Linked DNA regions of Homo sapiens: all the other regions are linked to region 4. Evidence: chromatin contacts called from ENCODE Hi-C or POLR2A ChIA-PET data. All regions are on one chromosome and are shown on one strand. The core of a region is the stretch at or near the end of the contact, and the rest is flanking DNA. Distances in the headings are between cores, read along the strand shown. Region 1 overlaps LOC107986419 (a long non-coding RNA gene). Region 2 has its middle 270 kb from the start of CWC27. Region 3 overlaps MAST4 (microtubule associated serine/threonine kinase family member 4). Region 4 holds the start of SREK1 (splicing regulatory glutamic acid and lysine rich protein 1).

Region 1 (3,026 bases), core at 314-2,813, 1.1 Mb before region 4:
CTCCTTCTGCAATCATGCCTCTGTGACTTTAACAGCTACTATGCTCCCCTAGCTCTTCCTTGAAAACACCAAGCATGCTTTTGCTTCAAGGCTTTGCTCATTATTTTCTCCCAAAATTTAGTTCCTTTTTTCAGTATTCCCCTGCTTAGTAAATGTGCAACCAATCCAGTTGCACAAATTGGAGTCTTGCAATTCTCCTTGATGATTACCTCTGCCCTATTCCTCATGTTCAATCCATCATCAAACCTTGTGGTTTTTTCCTCCACATAAATAATACTCAAACCTGTCTACTTCTCATTTCCACTGCTGACACCCAGCTTCGCCGTTATCCTCCTATCTGATCTCTTTGGCCCCTGCTAATTGGTCCTCTTCACTGCAGCCCAAGTTGTCTTTTCAAAATGCAAACCTGGTCAAATCACAGCCCTGCTTAAACACTCTTTAATGGCTCATTTTAATGGTTAATTGAGAATATAGACCTCAATTCTTAACATGAGCTACGTAACCTTCCCGGTGTGGCCCTCACTCTCTGTACTTCCAGCCATGCTGATGGTCTCTTCATTCCTCGAATGGCGTCATACTTCCCCCAGCTGCAGCCTTTCCTCTGATTGGAAAGCACTCCACCCACCCACCCTGTCTATCCTCCCCAGCCCCTTTTCTGCCAAGTTGAGACCTGTGCATGCTTCACACTGCAACTTAATTATCATTGCCTTGGTGGAGCCTCTCCTGACTCCTCAGTCTAGATGAGATTCCTTTGTTTCACACCACCAAAGAATCTTGCTTCTTTCCTACAGTACACTCTTTTTCAATAATTCGCCCCTTCTCTGGGCAAGGGCATAGACTCCCCAGCTTCAGGCAACTCCTCTGTCTTCTTTATAAACTCCTGTACAATTTCCCCAATGCTAATACCTAATATATAATTTTATAATTAGCACTTCCCAGTTACCAGCTTCAACTGGTCTGCAACACCCTCTGGAACTTTGATGTGCTAGAACCTTTAATACTTTCCCCTTCCCCCTCAGCAGAGTTGGCTGAGAAGGAGGGTGCCGAAGAAGGGGTTGAAGAAGGTGCTGAAGAAGGAGGTGAGTTATTAAAAAAGAGTCTTCTGTAGGCAAGAAGCAAGATTATAATTGCTTATAATTGTATGTCCAGTAGTGTGATTATTTGTCAAACATCTGTTTCCTCACTAGACTATAAATTTTATTTATTATAGCAGGTAGCAAAGTGCTTGACACACAGTTGGCATTCAACAAATAATTGTGGAACAAATGGATACATAGATGGATTGATGAAAATCATGCTTTTGAAAGACAAATCTAGCAAATCAGTAGAAGGAAGAGAAAGTGAAGGGAAGGAATTCTGAATAATTAGGAGGCTGGTAGAACAACACAGTCCAAGAAAGAGGAAATGAAATCCTAAACTAGGGTGTTAAGAGAGGGAATGGAAAGTAACTGTCTTTGGGGGGACTGTATTGTGCTACTGATATTACCAGGTCAACCACAAATAGCCCAGCAATACCCAAGACTCTGCTCTGTGCCAGCTTCTCACCCCACACGTGGGCGGGGAAATCAACAAACTCTTGGCCTGACCAGCAGTCTCAACACTGAGGGAAGTTCTGTGGCAAGGACAAAAGGCACTTTCTAGGACATCTTGTCTTTTAAAAAGACAAAGCCATTTGAACAACAAAGAAATTCCAGCACCGTTTTCTCATCCTCTGGACCCTGGGGGCTCATAAATAAGCTGGTTCTTGTGCTTTTAACAGCCTCTGATGTATTTGATTACATTTTCAATTCAGATGGTTCCATTACTACAAGAAGCAACTTCATTACCAGGAGGGCCCAGAGCCCAGACTATACTAGCTCTCTGTCATATAATTTAGCCTCAGTCATACCTCAGACAATATTTATACAAGGTCACTTCTTCAAACCATGTCTAGCCTTCCCAAATGACAATATTATTTATGCCAAATGCTTCTCCTAAGGGATGGAAAACTGCCAACTCTGGTTTAATAGGCTATACGGACAGGCTAGAAAAACATCATTTGTAGCACACACAGTTTATGTATTTAGTATATAACTAGGAGTACAGACTGATCATTGGAAACATAGCCGAAAATTGGCCCCAGGAAAAAAAAAAAGCCACAAAAGCACTAAGGTTTGGATCTTTCCTCCCTGATATTAGTTTTGGAAGCCCTAGGTTTAGCCAGAATTATGAATGCACAAGAGAGAGCTGCCTCAGACTTTAGTGGCTACCTGAATATTCAAAATAGGGAGAAAACCTGCAAAAGGAAATTCAATGTGGGCGTATGTGCCCAGCAGCCATCCTCCTGTGGTTGCAAATTAATGTGACCATCCAGTGGAATGGGCAGCCCAGGGGCCTTTGGTAACAAAGAACAGTCTAACCCATTGATGTTAATTTACCAAATTATTCACATCCCACAATCTGGAATAGAAATCAGCAGCCAAAAAATGCCTCCTCTATACCTCAATCAAAACACCTATAAAAATCTAGATACCAGGAGGCAAAGTCTGGAACATAAACTACTTCATAATGTTGCCAATGAGTTATTAAAGTACAGAATGATGGAGCTGTTAGAGGCGTCTGGGCTACCGTTGCTTCCAAGCTCCATTCTTCGTTGTGTCTTTAATAAGGTATTTGGTCAAAATATATTGGTGACAACTCCTTTCTCTTAAAATCTAGCGAAGGATACAAGTCATACATTCCACTTAATCCTTTATAGACCACTAAAACTTAAAAATCTCTCTAGTAGAGAATGAAGAAACTTCAAGTACTGAGCTTTCAAATAAAGTGCAGAATGCCTGTTCATACTTGCATGATTTATTGGTGATGAATATCACTAATAATTTATATATTAATGTTCTTTAAATAGATGCTTACAATTCCTACATATGAATACTGTATCTAATTTAAATTTTAGGAAGCAAAAATGTCAGATTATAGAGCAGTTTCAAAATTCAAAATTATTCCATTGTATTGATAAATTTGGTATGGTTTTTGTTCCTTAAGAT
Region 2 (3,057 bases), core at 64-2,563, 1.1 Mb before region 4:
TTCACTGGTTAACACTTGCCTAATCAACTAGACAAACACAGGACGGGACAGCTGGGCGCTGAGCTGCCAGGGCACATGTGGGAGCTGCTTCAAGACTGACCACGAGGCCAAATTAATCTAAGAACCTGTTGCAAGAGCAAATGCTGTGAAGGCAAGATGGAGGTGTCCCTGGGGGCCCAGTGGCTTCTCAGTGAATGGGCTTCCATTCTTCTTTTCTGCTTGACCAGCCTAAAAACAAGAGGCTGGCCTCACAGAGGATTCTTCTTAGAAGATATTGCAGAGCCACTTATAAGACCAACGTATTTCACAGCCCAATATCCTTACTGACATCTCAGACCACCCCTCTCCCCACCTTCTTTTAATCACTTTCTTTTCTCCTCCAGGGCACAAACAGCTTTTATGCAAATTATCTCTCAGGACAGGTGTGAGGGCTTTCCGCAAAGAAAGACTGATCGCATCCAAGGTCCTTTATCCCTTAGAGGGCTCCCCAGGGACAAGCAACCTGTTCTGCCCCAGGGCTGCCGGACGCCCAGTTTTCCTGCTGTCTCTCATCACAGGGGCGGTGGGGCGCGCCCGCCTCCAGCCTGGCTCTGGACCCGGGGCCCCGCCACCTCCCAGCAGCGGGCGCAGAGAGCCTTCTGGTTACCCCCGAAGCTGAGGATTGCAGTGTTCTAGCAATGGATGAAATCCTTTTTAACCGACTGTAATAAAAATAAGATTGTGAATAACATGTGACTATAGACCTCCAAAAAACTGGCGGCTGTGAAACCCATACTTTAAGAAGCATGGCCTCTCTCTCGAAGTGGCTTCCAGTGACGGTCCTGGATCTACTTCACCCTTTTTGGCTCGGGTACTGGAACAGGTCTCGGCCAAACTACTGTCTCACCGCCATAGTGATAATCATCTTTAAAAGCACAGCTAGTCGGTGCGCGACCACTGCGCGGTACAATAAGAACCTGTCGGGGAGGGACCACGGCAGGCGACTGGGAGCTTGTGGACTGCCAGGGTCTGGAGCGGGCCCGGCCATCCCGCCGCTGCGCATGCGCCACCCAGGCCGCTGGCCGGAGAAACCTAGTGGCGGCGGGAGGCGGGAGGCTGGGAGTACGCGGGGGAAGCTGGAAGCGGGAAGCGGGGAGACGCGAGGTGGGGGCGGGGCGCACCGGCGTCCCGGCTGGGCGTGACGGGCGAGACCCCAGCCCGGTCGCGGCGTCTGAGGTTGCAATCTCGTCTGGGGCACTCTCGCGCCTCGCCCCTACCCGACTTCTTTTCAGGGATTAGTTCTGACTTCATGATTAATCAGCACTTTCTGGTTTCCTTAGGGTGACGTCATCTCTGCTCAGAGATAAAACAGGCTCCTTTTTGAGGGTTGCGGGCAGCCTGGGGGCCCGGGTCCGGGAGGCTGTCCCGGGGACTGCGCCCCGCCCACAGGCGACAGCCAGATCGCGCTGCCGGCCCCTCGAACGCTGGGTTCCCTGGCCACAGCGCGTCTTGTTTATTGCTTTTGCGGACTGGTTAAATGCAAAAGCTCAAGGTTTTCTTTCTTTTTTCCGTAATTATAAAAGTAGGACATGCTCTTTTAAAGGGTGGAAAATTACGAAGAAAAAAGTAATCACCCAAAGCCCCACCCTCTAGACTCAACCTCTGTTAACGTTGATGCATTTCCTTCCTGTCTCCCCCCACAACCCCCTTTCTTTGCAGCAGATCTTCAGGTTTTTAACGTCATTTAGTCATGTTATATCATTTTGTAGCCTACCTTTTTCACTTATATTGTGGCAGAAACTTTTTTGTGCTTTTTTCAAACATTGCTTTAAAGATCATAAAGATCTACTCCTTTAGTAGAGGTATCATCAAGTACTTAAACACTATTTCCGTTTATGAGCATCTAAGATGTTCTCAGTTTTTACTAGTGTATGAGGTAGACCATCCCTTCACCCTTACTTACATTTGCCAGGGTTTGATGGTTGGTGGAGCATACAAGCCCAAACTAAAAATTTGATCAAATATATGTCAAATTGTGAGCAAAACTTGAAAGCTTCTGCTCTTTTCTATATTGCTAATGATAGAGAACCTGGGCAGAAGCTGATTATTTGCAGGATGAGCTTTTGTGCCTGTGAAGGAAGGCCCTGACCTGAATGGGACGTGGAGAGTTTTGCAGTGGAGATGGAGGCTGGTGGCAGAAGGCAGAATGAGAAAGAGGGGCCAAAGAAAAGAAAGTCAGCTGGCGCCTAAAGGAAAAACTCCCCATGAAGATAAATGGCTGATGATTTTTGGAACACTGATGTTGAACATGCTAATTCTGTTAGTCCAAGCTCCAGTCTCCTTGTTTCTTTTACTAAAAAACTAGAGAAGTACAGGAGAAAGAACTGGGCCTAAATGAAGAGAGAGTCACACTATTTAGTGCATTTTCTGCCTTCTAATCTGTCCCCCTTCTCTAAAGTCCTTTTCCCACTTCATGAAAGGGTAATATAAGGTTTCCGTAAGATTCTAGATATCCAGGATAAGCAGAGGACATGAACCATCCAGATCTTCTCCCTCTCTCTTTTTTAAGATGGGGTCTTGCTCTGTCACCCAGGCTGGAATGCAGTGGCGATCTGGGCTCACTGTAGCCTTGACCTCCTATGCTCAAGAAATCCTCCCGCCTCAGCCCCCAAGTACCTTGGACTACAGGCACACACCACCACGCCCGGCTAATTTTTTTATGCTTCTTGTAGAGATGGGGTTTCACCATGTTGCCCAGGCTGGTCTTGAACTCCTGCTGACCCCAGGCAAGCTGCCCGCCTCAACCTCCAAAAGTGCCGGGATTACAGGCATGAGCCACCATGCTGGGCCCATCTAGAACTTCTCTGTGAGGTCTGGCATGAGCCTACTTCTATTTATCCCCTGCAAATCACTTTAACTGAAAGCTGTTCACTTCTAAAATGAGGTTACAGGAAAAAAAAAGTAAGTATGTTTTGGTAACTGAACGTGATGGTGGGAGAAAGGCTGGTGGTTTGAGAATAAACTCAGCCTCCCAGGGCCTTTTGCCTAGAAGGTCTTACACACTCTTGCATTGGTTAG
Region 3 (3,270 bases), core at 53-2,552, 1.0 Mb after region 4:
TGGAGCCTTGGTTCCTGCCCCCCAGCCGAGGTCTCCAGAATTCACCAGCAGTTTCCCTGCCTGACCCAGAGTTCAAGAGGGACAGGAAAGGTCCCCATCCTACTGCCAGGAGCCCTGGAACAGTCATGGAAAGCAATCCCCAACAGAGAGAGGGCAGCTCCCCTAAACACCAAGACCACACCACTGACCCCAAGCTTCTGACCTGCCTGGGGCAGAACCTCCACAGCCCTGACCTGGCCAGGCCACGCTGCCCGCTCCCACCTGAAGCTTCCCCCTCAAGGGAGAAGCCAGGCCTGAGGGAATCGTCTGAAAGAGGCCCTCCCACAGCCAGAAGCGAGCGCTCTGCTGCGAGGGCTGACACATGCAGAGAGCCCTCCATGGAACTGTGCTTTCCAGAAACTGCGAAAACCAGTGACAACTCCAAAAATCTCCTCTCTGTGGGAAGGACCCACCCAGATTTCTATACACAGACCCAGGCCATGGAGAAAGCATGGGCGCCGGGTGGGAAAACGAACCACAAAGATGGCCCAGGTGAGGCGAGGCCCCCGCCCAGAGACAACTCCTCTCTGCACTCAGCTGGAATTCCCTGTGAGAAGGAGCTGGGCAAGGTGAGGCGTGGCGTGGAACCCAAGCCCGAAGCGCTTCTTGCCAGGCGGTCTCTGCAGCCACCTGGAATTGAGAGTGAGAAGAGTGAAAAGCTCTCCAGTTTCCCATCTTTGCAGAAAGATGGTGCCAAGGAACCTGAAAGGAAGGAGCAGCCTCTACAAAGGCATCCCAGCAGCATCCCTCCGCCCCCTCTGACGGCCAAAGACCTGTCCAGCCCGGCTGCCAGGCAGCATTGCAGTTCCCCAAGCCACGCTTCTGGCAGAGAGCCGGGGGCCAAGCCCAGCACTGCAGAGCCCAGCTCGAGCCCCCAGGACCCTCCCAAGCCTGTTGCTGCGCACAGTGAAAGCAGCAGCCACAAGCCCCGGCCTGGCCCTGACCCGGGCCCTCCAAAGACTAAGCACCCCGACCGGTCCCTCTCCTCTCAGAAACCAAGTGTCGGGGCCACAAAGGGCAAAGAGCCTGCCACTCAGTCCCTCGGTGGCTCTAGCAGAGAGGGGAAGGGCCACAGTAAGAGTGGGCCGGATGTGTTTCCTGCTACCCCAGGCTCCCAGAACAAAGCCAGCGATGGGATTGGCCAGGGAGAAGGTGGGCCCTCTGTCCCACTGCACACTGACAGGGCTCCTCTAGACGCCAAGCCACAACCCACCAGTGGTGGGCGGCCCCTGGAGGTGCTGGAGAAGCCTGTGCATTTGCCAAGGCCGGGACACCCAGGGCCTAGTGAGCCAGCGGACCAGAAACTGTCCGCTGTTGGTGAAAAGCAAACCCTGTCTCCAAAGCACCCCAAACCATCCACTGTGAAAGATTGCCCCACCCTGTGCAAACAGACAGACAACAGACAGACAGACAAAAGCCCGAGTCAGCCGGCCGCCAACACCGACAGAAGGGCGGAAGGGAAGAAATGCACTGAAGCACTTTATGCTCCAGCAGAGGGCGACAAGCTCGAGGCCGGCCTTTCCTTTGTGCATAGCGAGAACCGGTTGAAAGGCGCGGAGCGGCCAGCCGCGGGGGTGGGGAAGGGCTTCCCTGAGGCCAGAGGGAAAGGGCCCGGTCCCCAGAAGCCACCGACGGAGGCAGACAAGCCCAATGGCATGAAACGGTCCCCCTCAGCCACTGGGCAGAGTTCTTTCCGATCCACGGCCCTCCCGGAAAAGTCTCTGAGCTGCTCCTCCAGCTTCCCTGAAACCAGGGCCGGAGTTAGAGAGGCCTCTGCAGCCAGCAGCGACACCTCTTCTGCCAAGGCCGCCGGGGGCATGCTGGAGCTTCCAGCCCCCAGCAACAGGGACCATAGGAAGGCTCAGCCTGCCGGGGAGGGCCGAACCCACATGACAAAGAGTGACTCCCTGCCCTCCTTCCGGGTCTCCACCCTGCCTCTGGAGTCACACCACCCCGACCCAAACACCATGGGCGGGGCCAGCCACCGGGACAGGGCTCTCTCGGTGACTGCCACCGTAGGGGAAACCAAAGGGAAGGACCCTGCCCCAGCCCAGCCTCCCCCAGCTAGGAAACAGAACGTGGGCAGAGACGTGACCAAGCCATCCCCAGCCCCAAACACTGACCGCCCCATCTCTCTTTCTAATGAGAAGGACTTTGTGGTACGGCAGAGGCGGGGGAAAGAGAGTTTGCGTAGCAGCCCTCACAAAAAGGCCTTGTAACGGGGAGGGCCCAGGGGCAGGACTGTGGAGACCCGTCCTGAACGGGCGACTGTGTCTTGACTACCTTTCAAAACCAGCACTGTGTGGGAATGTCCGCCAGGCAGAGCTCGGAGCCTCATTGAGACAGGGGAGAGAGAAAGACAAAGAGGGGACCTTCTTCCAGATGCCTTCCCAGTTGTAACCGGTAAAACTGTTACCAGATAGTGTTTGTACAAAAAAAAAAAAAAAAAAAAAAAAAAAAATTACCTTTACAGTTGAGGGTTGTTGAGGAAAATGATTTTCTTTGTAAATATATAGCATCGTGTTTGGTTTGGGATGTAGAGTCTATACCTGGCTGCTGATTGCGTCGTTTACTACAGCTTTTTTTAAATAAGATTTTTGCTTTACCATTTATCATAATGTAGTAATGAAGCAAAATGGTCAAAACTGGGTGTGTGTGAACAGAGATACACCCATATTCGTGTATATACACATCCACCTACATGTTTTGGTCTGTGGTTTAAGAGACTATTTCAAGGTTCCATTTTTATAAGCTAAAACATTCTAAGTTAAGATGGAAGAAAGCCCTAAACACAGTAGATTCTGAGTTTTTATGTGTATTTTAACCAGAGTTTCTGATAGTACTGTATCTGGCTACCTATATTTCCAGATCTAAAGCAAGAACTACTCTAAGTACTGCATTTGGAATCCTCCTCCATTAGGAATGGCCAGGACAAGTGGAGCTAGCCATTTTCATTACACGGCCATCCCAATGGACACTGGATCCCTGGTCCAACTGTCTAAAAGGCCAGTTGTTCCTTTCTGTGGATGTGGATGTCTGGCCTTCACCTGAGGTAGAGCGGGGACTATAAACACACATCAACTTTCTTTCTGTTTGCTTTCTTTTCCTTCTTTTCAAACTCTTAAACTCAGGCCTTTATGCTGTGAGTGACTAGTCCAAGAAGCACACATTTTGTAGTAGTCCTGCACCAGCCCTGCTCTTGAATAAAAAGGAAAATTACTGGCTGCACCC
Region 4 (3,167 bases), core at 116-2,615:
AGCACTGAAATCCATCAATCTATCTTGCACATACCAGAGGCTTTTTGCCTTTGTAATGGCACCCACTGGCCATTTGAAAAATAGGTGTCCACTAAGTTGTAAAGATCACAAAAATGTTGACATATTTCATTATATAGTCAAAAATAAATTGTTAATATAATGCTTCTTTTACTAGAAAAGTCTTTAAGTACTGGCAAGCTGTCAAGCTCAAGCTGGTGGATACAAGTGTAATAAAATTTGTATTTTTAGGTGAAAATTCAAAGAATTACACTAGTGCTTTTTCCGGAGACAACCATTTCACTTGGGCATGTAGCGGCAGTAGTTTCCATTTTTTCACACATATTCTTTAAAAGACGTGTAAGCAAGGATGGATTTGAAAAAAAAATACAATTTTTAGTTATTTGTGAAGGACATTTTTAAAGTGAAACTAGCATACTTTAAAACCTTAAATGTTGTATGATGTGAAGAATACAAAATGCAACTACCAGTACAAGACTGGCGCCACTGCCTTGATTGCTGCTAAGGTGTCAGCAGTTTAATCTTTTACGTTACCAGTGCAAATGGCAACAAAGTGAAAAAGGTCAAGAAACTCTTAATATTATTACGAAAATCGTTTTGACCTTGCCAACTTACTGAAAAGGTCTCGGTACCCTTAGGGATCTGCGGAGGGCATTTTGGGAGCAGCTGCCATGGACTCACTACTGTTGTCTCTCATTAGGTTGCAAGTTCTATGTGAACTGTCTTTAACTGTCTGTTACGTGCCCTTGCCTAATAGTGCCTGGGACATAGCACTCAATAAACATCAACACCTGTGGAACGAGGGAATTAAAAACAGGTTATAAACAACCCCTGCACAGCCTTCATCTTACTGCCTCTTTCCTTAATTCAACCTGAACCTACGCATTTTGTAAAATTTTGTTTTTTTCACAATTAGGACGCCTGCCAACTTTTAAAAATAGTTGGAGTTGGGGTGCTGCCTGTATGTGATAAGGCTGCCCTATAGTTTGGTCAAGTGTTCTTCCGTGTTGTCCAAGAGTCATTCCTTCTTTACAGTCCCGCACCAGTAGGCCAGGCCGCTTGGTTTCCCAATCCGAGACCGGAAGGAACCGGGTAGACATGAGCACAAGACTCTCATCGACTTTTGGGGAAAACAAAAACACCGATAAAAATCCAGGCGGTGAAACGAGCAGCAACAGCCCCAGGGACCCGGGAGCTGGAGGCCGCAGCCGCGCGAGAACCGCCGGGTTGCCGGGGCGACGCTTCCGGCTGGCGCGCGCAGCCCCGGGAGCAGGGGAGTTGTGAAATGGGCGGCTAGATCTGCCCGGCGCTGTGAATTCGCCAGCGGGAGCGCGCTCGCGGCCGCGCGTTCTCCGCTTTCCCGGCTCCGTCGCTGACGCGTCGTAGACGTTGGGGAGCGGGAAGGCAACGGCAGCGGGATCGGGATGAACAGCGGCGGCGGCTTCGGTTTGGGCTTAGGCTTCGGCCTCACCCCCACGTCGGTGATTCAGGTGACGAATCTGTCGTCGGCGGTGACCAGCGAGCAGATGCGGACGCTTTTTTCCTTCCTAGGAGAAATCGAGGAGCTGCGGCTCTACCCCCCGGAGTAAGTGCTGGAGCTCGGCTGGGGGAGGGGCGCGGGCGCCATAGAGACCTCGGGAGCCGAGGCGTGGAGGAGAGCGCGGACGCGGGCGCGCGGTGCATGTCACGTGATCGCGCCGGCTTACCTTGGTGCCCATATTTGATTAGGGCACCCGGGTTCCGCCGTCCTGCTCTCCTTAGTCGGATTTGGGGGGTTAACTACTGCACGGAGCCCTTACCAAGGATTTAGAATGGTTGCCCTTTCTGTGCCTCCGGGACTTGTGTTCGCTGCTGGGTCTTCGAATTCCGTGCCCCCACCCTCTTATTTCCCCCCGAACTTAAGATGGCCGCAGGTGGGCCCGGAACAGCCCTCATGGCAAACGTCTCAGAGCGTTTTTCCACTCTGAAAATCGCGGAGACCGCGCCTGAGCCACAGTCCAGTTTTTAAGGCCTTGGTGTCAGGCCGTTTTGCTGACGAGAAAGCCTGCTGCTGGTGACAAGATGGAACTGGGGCTGTGTTTGTTTCCCAGGACGGTCGCACAAACTTAGCATTTTGGTTTATCTAACCGAGCGCATCCATGTTCCCAAAGATCATGTCTGTTAGCCCTTTTGACAGCAGATTAAATTTTCCTCCTGAAAGGTCACACTGTCCCAAAGCTTTCAGAAAAAGTGTAAGTCGGTGCAGGGTTATCCCTCCCGTATACATTTAAAGTCCAGATCTTGGCTGGCATTCACAGCTCGCGGCCACTTCCCAGATAGTGTATTTTGGAATGGTAAAATTTCCCTCGTACGATATTATTTAGAAAACTCGCAAGGGGTTTGTAGGTTGTTCACATTCTTGCACACAAACTTTTTTTCTTTTTTAATGGTAGATCTTACAGTATTAAGATCCTCCGTTTTTTGTTCATTATATCAAAATCCTTTGAGGGAAGGGGTAATTGTTACCCAAGATTTATTTCTTTAAAAAAATTTTGATTTATTTCCTAGTGATGCATTTAGACCTATTTTTCTTTAGTTTTCTATCTCAGGTTATAACAGTGCTGTTGCATAACTATATAAAAGTTGTGTGGATATTTAAAATTTACTTTTTAAGTTTTTCTTCTCTGCTTTTTGTTTTGGAATATTTCATGCATACAGAAAAGTTGAAAGAGTAATACATTGAACATCCATGTTCCTTTTACGAGCATTTTGTCTGTTTTTGGCTACAGTTGATTATTAAAATTTCCCCAGTTATTTTAATAATGCTTTTTTGTCTGCTTTTGATCTAGTATGTAATTAGATAACACTGTCTCCCTTGAATATGCCAAGTAATCCATGTATTAATAGTTATCTCCTTTAATCTAGGACAGTCCCGTCCCCTTTTAAAGATTCTAAAGTCGTGACATTGATATTTTGTTTTGTAGTTCATTTTGTCTTGTAATATGACTCATAATCTGAGTTTATATAGATGAGATATATAGATGAGGTATATAGAGATATGTGTATATATATATCTTTATATTCGTGACGAGATTCAGGTAATACATTTTTGACGAGAATACTGCATAAGTGCACGCACGTACATTTTGATTGATTAACCGTGGCATTAT

What was found. A loop is a pair of places that touch in the nucleus more often than their neighbours do. ChIA-PET counts read pairs that join two places held with the same protein, here RNA polymerase II (POLR2A). Pooled maps may share reads with other maps.
Region 1: a pooled map shows a loop between it and region 4 (4-fold over the local background). The contact joins the enhancer-like site here to the promoter of SREK1 in region 4. A Hi-C loop is called at or near these places in 1 of 168 maps with a recorded cell type or tissue (OCI-LY7), 4 of 37 single-sample maps with no recorded cell type and 4 of 50 pooled maps.
Region 2: a map of naive thymus-derived CD4-positive, alpha-beta T cell shows a loop between it and region 4 (16-fold over the local background). The contact joins the enhancer-like site here to the promoter of SREK1 in region 4. A Hi-C loop is called at or near these places in 2 of 168 maps with a recorded cell type or tissue (CD4-positive, alpha-beta memory T cell and naive thymus-derived CD4-positive, alpha-beta T cell) and 11 of 50 pooled maps. POLR2A ChIA-PET finds 5 or more read pairs at or near these places in 1 of 52 experiments (activated CD4-positive, alpha-beta T cell).
Region 3: a pooled map shows a loop between it and region 4 (10-fold over the local background). The contact joins the enhancer-like site here to the promoter of SREK1 in region 4. A Hi-C loop is called at or near these places in 6 of 50 pooled maps.

What each region holds. Positions count from the first base shown.
Region 1 is chr5:65,065,033-65,068,058 of GRCh38, forward strand. LOC107986419 (a long non-coding RNA gene) reads left to right here. Exons shown (of 3, transcript XR_001742682.2): 2 at 1,023-1,079. Among named protein-coding and RNA genes, the nearest start is that of CWC27, 300 kb to the left of the region's middle. Within about 2 kb of position 1,564, at least 3 of the 41 ENCODE cell types and tissues checked have a DNase peak (open chromatin) inside an H3K27ac peak, as active enhancers do; they include OCI-LY7, where a contact is called at or near this core.
Region 2 is chr5:65,034,483-65,037,539 of GRCh38, forward strand. No RefSeq gene overlaps it. Among named protein-coding and RNA genes, the nearest start is that of CWC27, 270 kb to the left of the region's middle. RefSeq lists an enhancer at 1,032-1,548 and a silencer at 1,109-1,158. Within about 2 kb of position 1,314, at least 41 of the 41 ENCODE cell types and tissues checked have a DNase peak (open chromatin) inside an H3K27ac peak, as active enhancers do.
Region 3 is chr5:67,164,794-67,168,063 of GRCh38, forward strand. It overlaps MAST4 (microtubule associated serine/threonine kinase family member 4), which reads left to right. Exons shown (of 29, transcript NM_001164664.2): 29 at 1-3,270. The coding sequence ends at 2,258. Among named protein-coding and RNA genes, the nearest start is that of CD180, 30 kb to the right of the region's middle. RefSeq lists a silencer at 1,518-1,567 and an enhancer at 2,008-2,513. Within about 2 kb of position 1,303, at least 35 of the 41 ENCODE cell types and tissues checked have a DNase peak (open chromatin) inside an H3K27ac peak, as active enhancers do.
Region 4 is chr5:66,142,935-66,146,101 of GRCh38, forward strand. It overlaps SREK1 (splicing regulatory glutamic acid and lysine rich protein 1), which reads left to right and starts at 1,366. Exons shown (of 12, transcript NM_001077199.3): 1 at 1,366-1,603. The coding sequence starts at 1,443. RefSeq lists a silencer at 1,147-1,216 and enhancers at 1,397-1,676, 1,937-1,996, 2,057-2,106.